2 separate regions of the Homo sapiens genome follow, and region 2 is linked to region 1. Evidence: chromatin contacts called from ENCODE Hi-C or POLR2A ChIA-PET data. All regions are on one chromosome and are shown on one strand. Each heading gives the region's core, a stretch centred on a gene start or an enhancer-like site at or near the end of the contact. The rest is flanking DNA. Distances are from core to core; before and after follow the strand shown.

Evidence for each region. A loop is a pair of places that touch in the nucleus more often than their neighbours do. ChIA-PET counts read pairs that join two places held with the same protein, here RNA polymerase II (POLR2A). Pooled maps may share reads with other maps.
Region 2: a loop to region 1 is called in a map of prostate gland, with 7 times the contacts of the local background. The contact joins two enhancer-like sites. A Hi-C loop is called at or near these places in 7 of 168 maps with a recorded cell type or tissue (IMR-90, PC-9, ascending aorta and 4 more) and 14 of 50 pooled maps. POLR2A ChIA-PET finds 5 or more read pairs at or near these places in 1 of 52 experiments (MCF 10A).

The regions. Positions count from the first base shown.
Region 1 is chr4:128,384,951-128,389,383 of GRCh38, forward strand. No RefSeq gene overlaps it. Among named protein-coding and RNA genes, the nearest start is that of LINC02615, 41 kb to the right of the region's middle. RefSeq lists an enhancer at 2,720-3,919. Within about 2 kb of position 2,206, at least 27 of the 41 ENCODE cell types and tissues checked have a DNase peak (open chromatin) inside an H3K27ac peak, as active enhancers do.
Region 2 is chr4:128,452,270-128,456,702 of GRCh38, forward strand. All of the region lies in intron 1 of LINC02615 (long intergenic non-protein coding RNA 2615), which reads left to right. Among named protein-coding and RNA genes, the nearest start is that of LINC02615, 26 kb to the left of the region's middle. Within about 2 kb of position 2,167, at least 5 of the 41 ENCODE cell types and tissues checked have a DNase peak (open chromatin) inside an H3K27ac peak, as active enhancers do.

The DNA of each region.
Region 1 (4,433 bases), core at 956-3,455:
ACAGCTGGGCTGACAGCTTTAGTGGAGAGTTTATTTTCTTTCTTTTTTTCCCTCCTGCCTGGCTTCAGCTTTAAATTAGATTGTAATAATCATAACAAAGCTTCTCCCTGCCCTTAGTTGAAAGCACATTGCAGACCTGAACTCTTTCTGAGACTTTATTTATGACGGAATCCCACACCATTTTAGAGCTTTCATCTTCCATGTGCTCAGCATTTTATGGGTCTCCGTTTTCTGTAGCATTTCTGAAACCATGGTTCAAAACAATGTCAATTCCCTCAGGCACCAGAAAGATCTAGGAAGAGTGTGTCCCGCTCTCCTCATTGTTTGCATAGATGTGTTGACACTGTCATTGTGTTAACTCTGGAATACACAGTAAAGTGGGTTAGTTAAGGCTTTAACTAACTTTGACTAGTATGGCTTTGCAGCCTTATTTCCTGGGTATATTCCCAACTTAGGTACTTATTAGCTGTGTGACCTTAGATACCTTAGCAAACGTTTCTGTATTACATCTTCCTAGTTGTGAAGAGAGAACAATGGTAGCACTGACCTCCAAGAGTGGTTGCGAGGATTAAACGAGTACTTTCAGCACTTGGAAGAATTCTTTGCAGCAGTAAGTGCTTAACAAATGTGAGTTGTTGGTATTATCCCAGAAGTTCATGAATTGATGAAACTGGATGGTCGAGTAGTCATAAAATAATCCTCCTTTACTTGGTCTGCTTGTTTGTGCTTGCTAATGGTATGGTTAGAAGATTTTAAAGGTTAGACAACCACAGTCAATTGGTGGCTACACTGAATTATCATTTCCTGGAGACAGCAGGAGGCAGTGTAGTTTAGCTGTTAAGAGCATTGGGTTTGGAGTCAGAAAGCCTAGTCGAGCATCAGTTCTGTTTCTTACATGGCCTCTTAGTGGCTCAGTTCCCTCATCTGTAAAATGGAGCTAATTCCTCACAAGACCTTTTGCAAGAAAAATGTATGTGAATGTCTGGAGCACACATTAAATACTCAAAAAAGTTGTTGTGGGTGAGGGGAGGAGTGAGGGGAAGAGAGATTGATTTAAGGTCAGATCTGTTTGTTTATCATGAGTTCCCTGGTAACAAGCAATGGAGATGGGAGTTTGCTCAGAGCCGTCAGCATCCAGCTGTGAAAGGGAAACACTCAGGCTCTTTTAACTTTGAGAATGTTGACATAAATTACAAAACCAAGAAGGACAAATGGCAATTTGCTGCTGTCAGTATTATAAACATCAGTGTGAGGGTGGACAGTTTAGCTCAGATGAGTCATTCCGGGTCTGTCCTGTCTTGTCCAGAAGCTTCACTTGCATAAGATGGGGTACCATTGGCAGAGGAAAGAAGCAAGCTAAGGACCCAGTCTGTCTTCTTACTGCTGGAAATAGTGGCAGTGGCTGGGCTGTCCCAGGGTTTATTCACTGTTACAAGGTTCTGAAACTTTAGGGGGTATAAAACTCAAGTGGGGAACTTGTTAAAAGGGCACCTTCCAAAGCCTTATTCACAAACATTTCAATTCAGTAGGTTGTTGGTAGGGCCCAGGAATCTGCTTGTTTTCTGGCTCTCTAGGTACTTCTAACACAGGTGCTTAGAAACTACACTTTGAAAAAGACAATTCCAGTGAGATTGGGCAGAGTAAAGTTTCCGTGTAGGAGGAGCTGCCTCTGCCAGGCTTTTCCCCAGCATTATGGTTTGCTTCTAAAAAGGAAGCAAACAACCAGAAAACAAAAAAGCCAAATTTGCTTTATTTTGAGTCAAAGCACCACTTAATAACTTGTGTCAATTGTTTCTCACAACACTGCATGAAAGACTTAATATTAATTCCATTTGACATTAGAGGAGTCGGGGACTTTTGGTGCAAGCATGAATTAGAGGCAAACATTGCACAGGTTCTTCAGTTTGTCTCCAGCCATCTGGGTATTGCTAAACACATCTGTTTCTTCTCTTGGAGAGGATGCCCCAGTGTTGTCACATGATTTAAATTATGGCAAGAGTGGAGGTTCCGTTTGTCCACTTCCCTGGTTTGCAGGGATGGCTCGGGGGAGCCTTGCTTTGCCGTGACTGGCATTCATCCAGGGCCCGGGCATTTAACTCTGAATTTTGATTTGGGCATTTGCCTGGTGTGATATTCTGCCAGGGCCTTCCCAGTCTGTTCTCTGCTGTTTTGCTCCTGAAGATTTATGGCTAATGAAGGGATAAAGAAAGGTCGTGGCGAGAGGCGGCAGCATGTGGTGGTGACTCATGGTCTGGGCCTGGTGTGGAGCCAGTTTGGGTGGAACGCTCCACTGGCTGCTGTGCCTGTTTTCACGTGGCTCTTTGCCACAGCCCTGCAGGAGGCAGTTTCTTGCCTGTCTCTGGTCAGAGAGGCCTGGTGATTCTGCCTGTCTCCTGCTGTTATGGACTCAGGTCAGGGCACTAAAGCCTGGCGGCCTTTTGACAAACAGTCTCACAAATGGGAGCTCAGGAGACAGTGGGATGGGCCGGTCCTGGGAAGGGCTCCAAAGCCACTCCAACGTGGGGGACACAGTAGCAGCATGGGCCGAAGGAAGTCAAGTGAAGCTACTAGCAGGACAGGGTTTCTCAGCCTTGGCACTGTTGACATTTTGGACAAGATAATTCTTTATTGCGGGGCTGCACTGTGCATTGTAGGATGGTGAGTGGCATCCCTGGCCCCTACTCACTAGAGGTTAGTAGCCCCACAGCCCCTCTCAGTTAATGCAACCAGCAAAATCACCCCTGGTTGAGAACCACTGTGGTAGGTTGGGTTCCAGGCATGTGGCCAGGGTTAAGAAGATCCATCCACCATCCTGTTTTTATTGAGTACTTACCACGTGGCAGGCATTCTTTGCATTCATTATCTCATTTAATCCCCATAACAACCCTAAGATGAAGGAACTCTATTGCTCCCATTTTCTGGATAAGAAAACTGAAGTTTATAAAAGTAACTTGCCCAAGGTCACATAGTGTGGGGCTCATATATGTGTCAGATGCCCTTTCCTCACCCTGTGGCCATATGTAATGAAGCCATAATATGGAAGCCTGGGAGAAAAGCTGCAATGCGTGACAACAGCTGGCATGTAGTGTAAGGGGGTGCTGCCTGTTGAGCTCCAGGGCTGAGATTGAGGAGTCTAATTACAAACCCTGTGGAGATAGTTAAGGGCTTACATGAACTTGAATACCAGGTGGATGATTCAGATAGAGATGGAGCTACTGGAAATGCCATGTAGGTTGGGGGTTGGTTGCAGGTAAACTTTTACCTATGCCCAACTGTTGTCCCTCACTTGTTCATGACACTGGATCCCCTGAGATATGACTCCTGATGTGAGCCCAAATGTGCTTTTTCCACTTCAAATACTGCTCATTGGACTGGGGTCTCTCACCCCAACCTCCATTCCTCCTTAGGGACCAGCCCTTCTCTTGCCTGAATCTTAGCTTCTTCCACTGACACCACGCTGCCTTGGGTTGGGACATGCCTGAGCTATGACATGTACATTGAAATGACTAGACAACACGAGGTTGCTCGTCACCTCTGGCACAGTAAAGACCCTGGGACATGACAACTGAAGCTGGTGTGATCTCCAGTGCATGTAAAATACTTGTAGTTTATAGGAACTGATGATTCTGAATTGAATGCCAATCCTTGGGAAGGTTTTTAAAAGGAAAGATCAGAGTTTCTGATATTGTGGTTTCCTCAATATCAAAGGCACCAGGTGGAGGTGAGAAAGATGTTACCTGAAATCCAGGTGAGCCTCTTCAATGGGCTTTTTAAGGATGTTTTCCCATTAGTGGGGCAGGACAGGTTTTGGAGTGCATGATTACTTTGTAGTCTGGCTGATATCTAGAACCAAATGGGCTTCAATTTGGAAAATGACATTCACAGATAGCATTAGCTTGAATTACATGGATTTCTCCTCTATTTACACCCAATTAATTAGCACTTAAACACATGTGCAATGTGAATACTGGGAATACCTTTGCAAAAAGGAAAATTCTGACTGAGTTGCAAAGCCTGCTTGGGACCTGCAATTGTTTGGGGGGTCCTACTGCTCATGGACCTGATAGACGCTGATGTCCCACAGAGCCTTCTCAGTGTGACATTTTGCTCAGCACAGTCACTATGCAGGTTTTAGCATTTCTGCAAGACTGTGAAATAATCTCTGTGATTCCCCTGTGTTCTTAATCCCTTTTGCTCTTCTGTGGTGGTCTTGCCCTTTCTCAAGAATATTATCGTTGGTACTTGTTGGTTCAAGGGGGTGTCATTTGAAGGAACATCATATAATATAGCAAGACTGCTCTCTGGAAATTTTTTGCTTTTGCTCACTCTGTTTTTATTCTTATTTTGAATACTAGAAAAATAATATATGTTTATGGAAGATGAATTAGAAAATACAAATAATCAACAAAGAAAAAAGAGGAAAAAATTACCTT
Region 2 (4,433 bases), core at 917-3,416, 67 kb after region 1:
CGTTAAACACACATTGAGTACCTGCCATAGGCATTAGCAAGGCTCATCATTGTATTGCTGGTGAGATCATGTACAAAAATAATTTTGCAAATTGAAAAATACACATAAATATAAAAGAATTTTTTAAATTGTTTGTGCTGCTTCCTTAACTCAGGGAAGCCTACAAGGTGCCAAGTTCTGTGGTAAGTGCTTCTTAAAATGTTACTTAATCCTTCTCACAACTGCTCTGAAAAGCAAGGTCAGAGCTCCTGGTTGCTGGTGGTTCAAAAAGGGTTCATTTCTGTCTGCTGAGAGGGCTCTGCGATCTGTGAGTTCGTGGTGGCCAAACATAGGGAGACTTCCAAGTGAAACCCTCGTTGATGACATAGTGAAACTGTGAGTTTATTGAAGTGGGAATACACCCCCTCCTAACTTACCCCACACAGAAACAGATCTGTGCAAACATGCTTGTCCTTTTTAGGATGATACAATAACTTTTGAGATAATGGAAGATACTCTGGAATCTTGGAAGTCAGTGAGAGGAACTACTGGCATAGTAGTTCTTGACTAACAGAAAGGCAGGAGTTCTCACAGACTAGGGTTAGCTGAGAGACAGTGATTTGGCCATCTCCAACCTATGCAATTACTCAGGGGCCAAAGGAAAGACAAGCCCAGTTTAATAAAACCCAACAGCAGGGATGTAGAGAATCAATAAATGTTGGTTGATGTCCACAGGGCAGCTTGGAAGCAACTGGAAGACCTTTTACAGCTGGTTATTTTTGAACAACAATCTAAGATGTATAAAAGCAGAAATAAAAATAACTGAAGAAAGGAGCCCTGACTTGCTGCCTTGAAATCATGAGTGTGCTGTGGTTGATTTGTAGCTTTTTGCAGTATGGTCAAGATGACCCCTGATTCAATACCTCCTTTTCCTACCACCTGCCTCCCCTGGGTGGGGGAGGGGAAAACCGTGCTAAAATATTCTATAGAACCAGTACTCTAAGAAGCAGCCTCTATAGCAACCAAGCAGGTAGGAGGTAGCTGCTGTAGTTTCTATCTTTTACCTTTTTCCTCCAAATATCCAGATTTCTAAGGGGTGAGAAAACACAAACACCAAAAACATCATTGGAATTTTGGATTAAAGACAAGACAGCTATCTGTCTTGTCTCATTTTTGATACACCAGCTGATAATTGGGCTATATCTGAGTCTAAAAATAACACATAGTACATTAAAATAATATTCCTTGGCTACAATTCCAAAGTGGTATTCTGGGATTTCTGTGCATTAATCCTGTAACAATAACAGGATTTGGGCTTTTAACTCCCCTGGTGTAGCTTTGAAAATCTAGCCTAAAGCAGCTAATGTTGCCGTTTAAATCATCCTCTCACTATCCTTAGGGAAATGTGGAGATTAAAAAAATGACAGCCCAACTGCTCAAATGACCTATACCTGGGAGAATAAGAGAAACAACCTATTTCCTCTCAGGAACTGGGCCGATCAATATAAATATTTCAAAAGGACCATCATGCAATAAAGGCCTTGGAATTTGTATCCTACATCAGAGCACCCTAGATATTTCCAACATAGACCTATCAGGTTTTCCACAAGGGAGGGAGACATTGTAACAGTTGAATAACTGGAACTGAACTGGGTTGCACGTGTGTGAGCCTCTGTGTGTGTGTGTGTGTGTGTTTGTGTGTTTAGGAAAGGAAGGGAAAGGAGGCCATTATTATTGTGTATGTTTCTGGTAAACATTCTTTTTTTCCCCTACTGAAACTTGGGCGTATCCCAGAAATTAGGTGCTGTTAATCGTGTCAGCTAAAAAAAAAAAAAAAAAAAAAAAAAAAGCATGTTCTAAAATATGCACACAGTTCTAAATTGAAGCTCTAAATAGCTTTAAATTGAAGTGGCAGGAGTTTTTCAATGATACCATTAATTGCATTTCATTAATTGGGAAAAAGAGCTTTTGTGTAGCTGTGGTTATGATGGGCTGGATTTAATCAGTGTAGGTACCACTAACAGGCTGGCACTGCTTTCGGCCTGCAATGCCTTTGAAATTCTAAAATGGAAAAGGAGGCCAACACACTGAGCAATTATTTCAGAACAGATTGCCCGTTAACATTTCATAATATCACCGAAATACATCCTTTCTGGGACAGAGACTTGCTTTGGCTATGAACATCCAAGAGGTGGCAGCACCCCATGCTCCGTTGGCTTTCTGCATCCCTCCAGATGAGAGCTCACCGCAGAGGTCTCATCATTGCGTCACCTGAAAGCCAGTTAGGAGGGCGGAGGTGGGGGGGAGGTGATGGAGGGAAGAGGTAGCGTTTTGTATTTCAGTTCTTCTGGAAGAGTTCAGGAAACAGCTGCATGGATTGTTTTAAATGGACTTGAAAAGGTTTTTCTTTTCTTTTCCTCCCTGAAATCTACTGCCCTGTGCAGTATCTCTCTATGAAGACCACATGAGTGCACTTACGTGTTCTCTGATTCACTCCCTGAGGGAGGAAGGAAGAGTTTCAATTGCCTGGGATCCCCTGAGACCTCATTTTCAATTCTCTGCACTTGTCTTTTATAAACACAGGAAGGTGGGATGAAGACGGCATTATTGACAATTATTTTTTGAGCATGTATGTGGGCAGGGCACTGACCACATCATCAAGAATGTGACACAGTCGGCTGCTAGGATAATTCTCTTCTTCCCTAACTGTTCCTCCAGGTCCCCCATACACATAGAAATCTCATGCTAAAAATATTTTACACAACAAATAGCTGTTGAGATCGCATCAAACCCTGAACAATAAGGAGCAATATAACCTTACGTGCTAGGTGTCATGTGCCTGATATGAGAAGCATCTGGTGACATGGGTGAAGGAGTGTCAGGGCTGGTCTAGCCTGGCCACTGTCCAACTATCTGTGGAAACTGGCCCTCGTCATGCTAGGAAGTGTGAGGGCAAGAGCTGGAATACACTGAGGCAGCCTTGCTGTTGGGGGTTATTGGCAGCTGTTGGGGGTTAGAGACAGGACTCTCATGGGTAAGTAGTGTGCAAAATGCCACAGGAGGCTGGAGCTGGGCTCAGCAACAGTCTAGGGTCCAGCACAGCTCAGCTGTGGGCCTATCCCCATCCTATCCAGCACAGGGACTTGGCCTCTGTGTACACCACTACGGCTGCTTGGCCTCACCTTCAACTCTGTGTACCTTTTCCTTAACTCATTTCTTCAGCTTAGTCTTGACCTTGACACCCTCATACCCTCTGTCCCATAGCTTTCCTACATGGCACCTGCTCTCTGGGTACATCTTTTTAGCTTCTGGTCCCACTAACAATTCAGAGACTATTTTCCCTGTATTTCCTGGTTAATTTTGAGGGAAGTGTGGAGGGGGAAGGGAAGGAGGAAGGGAAGAGAGACTCATTGGCTGAGTTAATTGCATTCTTCCTGTCTGGACAGAGCTTTGGAGGCCAGGCCATCTCCCAGGGGATGAGTTAGGCTCTGCTTGGCCACCTTTGAGTCACTTTTAGACCTGTGCAGGGCTGTCCCCCAGCCTGGGCTATGGGCATGGTTGTTCCCTTCAGGAGGACCGTGGATGTGGTAGACACCAAATTTGACATATTGTCCCTTTCCCCATACAAAGGAAGGCTCAACGATGCTGGATATCCTGCTGTCAGGGTACTACCCTGGTGAGTTGCTCAGACTCTAGGAAGAGAGAAAGGAACCTCTTTTCTTCTTTACAAGAAAGCAGTCATGAAGCTTGGAGAATACACATAAGAGTGATAATTTACACTCAATCTTCAATGATTCCAGAAACTTGGGGAAAGAGGTACAGATCCTTCATTTGAACCATGATGCCATGTATTTTGCATAGCGCAGCTTGGTTTGGACTAGGCTGAGGGAGGGGAGTGGCTGAGTTAGATACCAGTCTCCTTGTTATAGTCAAGTCTTCCTTAATAAGGTCTCAAGCTTGCATTTTAATCCAAAGACAGATTCTCGAGTGCTACCTCTTGGTGCTACTTCTAGGCGCCATGACATATTCAGCAATGAGCTCCTCACCTGTTGCCCAGTGCATTGGCAGCATCCCTGGTTGATGCAGCCAAGCCATCTGGAGCAGGGCAAGGGGGGCACACGGGGTATGAAAGCCAGATAGCTGCCAGATGCTGCAGTTTCTTGGCTGTGGCCTTGGCCTTCCTCTAGTCCTTTCACTATTATGCTGAGGGCATGTGGCAAAACAAGGCAGGCCCCACGGGCAGCTTATTTGCTTTTGGCTACTTCCAGTTGAGCCACCAAGAACTTGAGGAGCTTTTTCTTCTTCAGCTATTTTTCTTGAGAGCCTGAACATCCCCTCCATCTCTTCCACTTGTAGCGCTTGTAGTCAGCCTCAGCCATAAGCCACTGACAAGAGTGTATTAACTGCAGATGTGAGGATGAAGCAAGGGCAAACTATGGTTAGTTTTCAGAGGT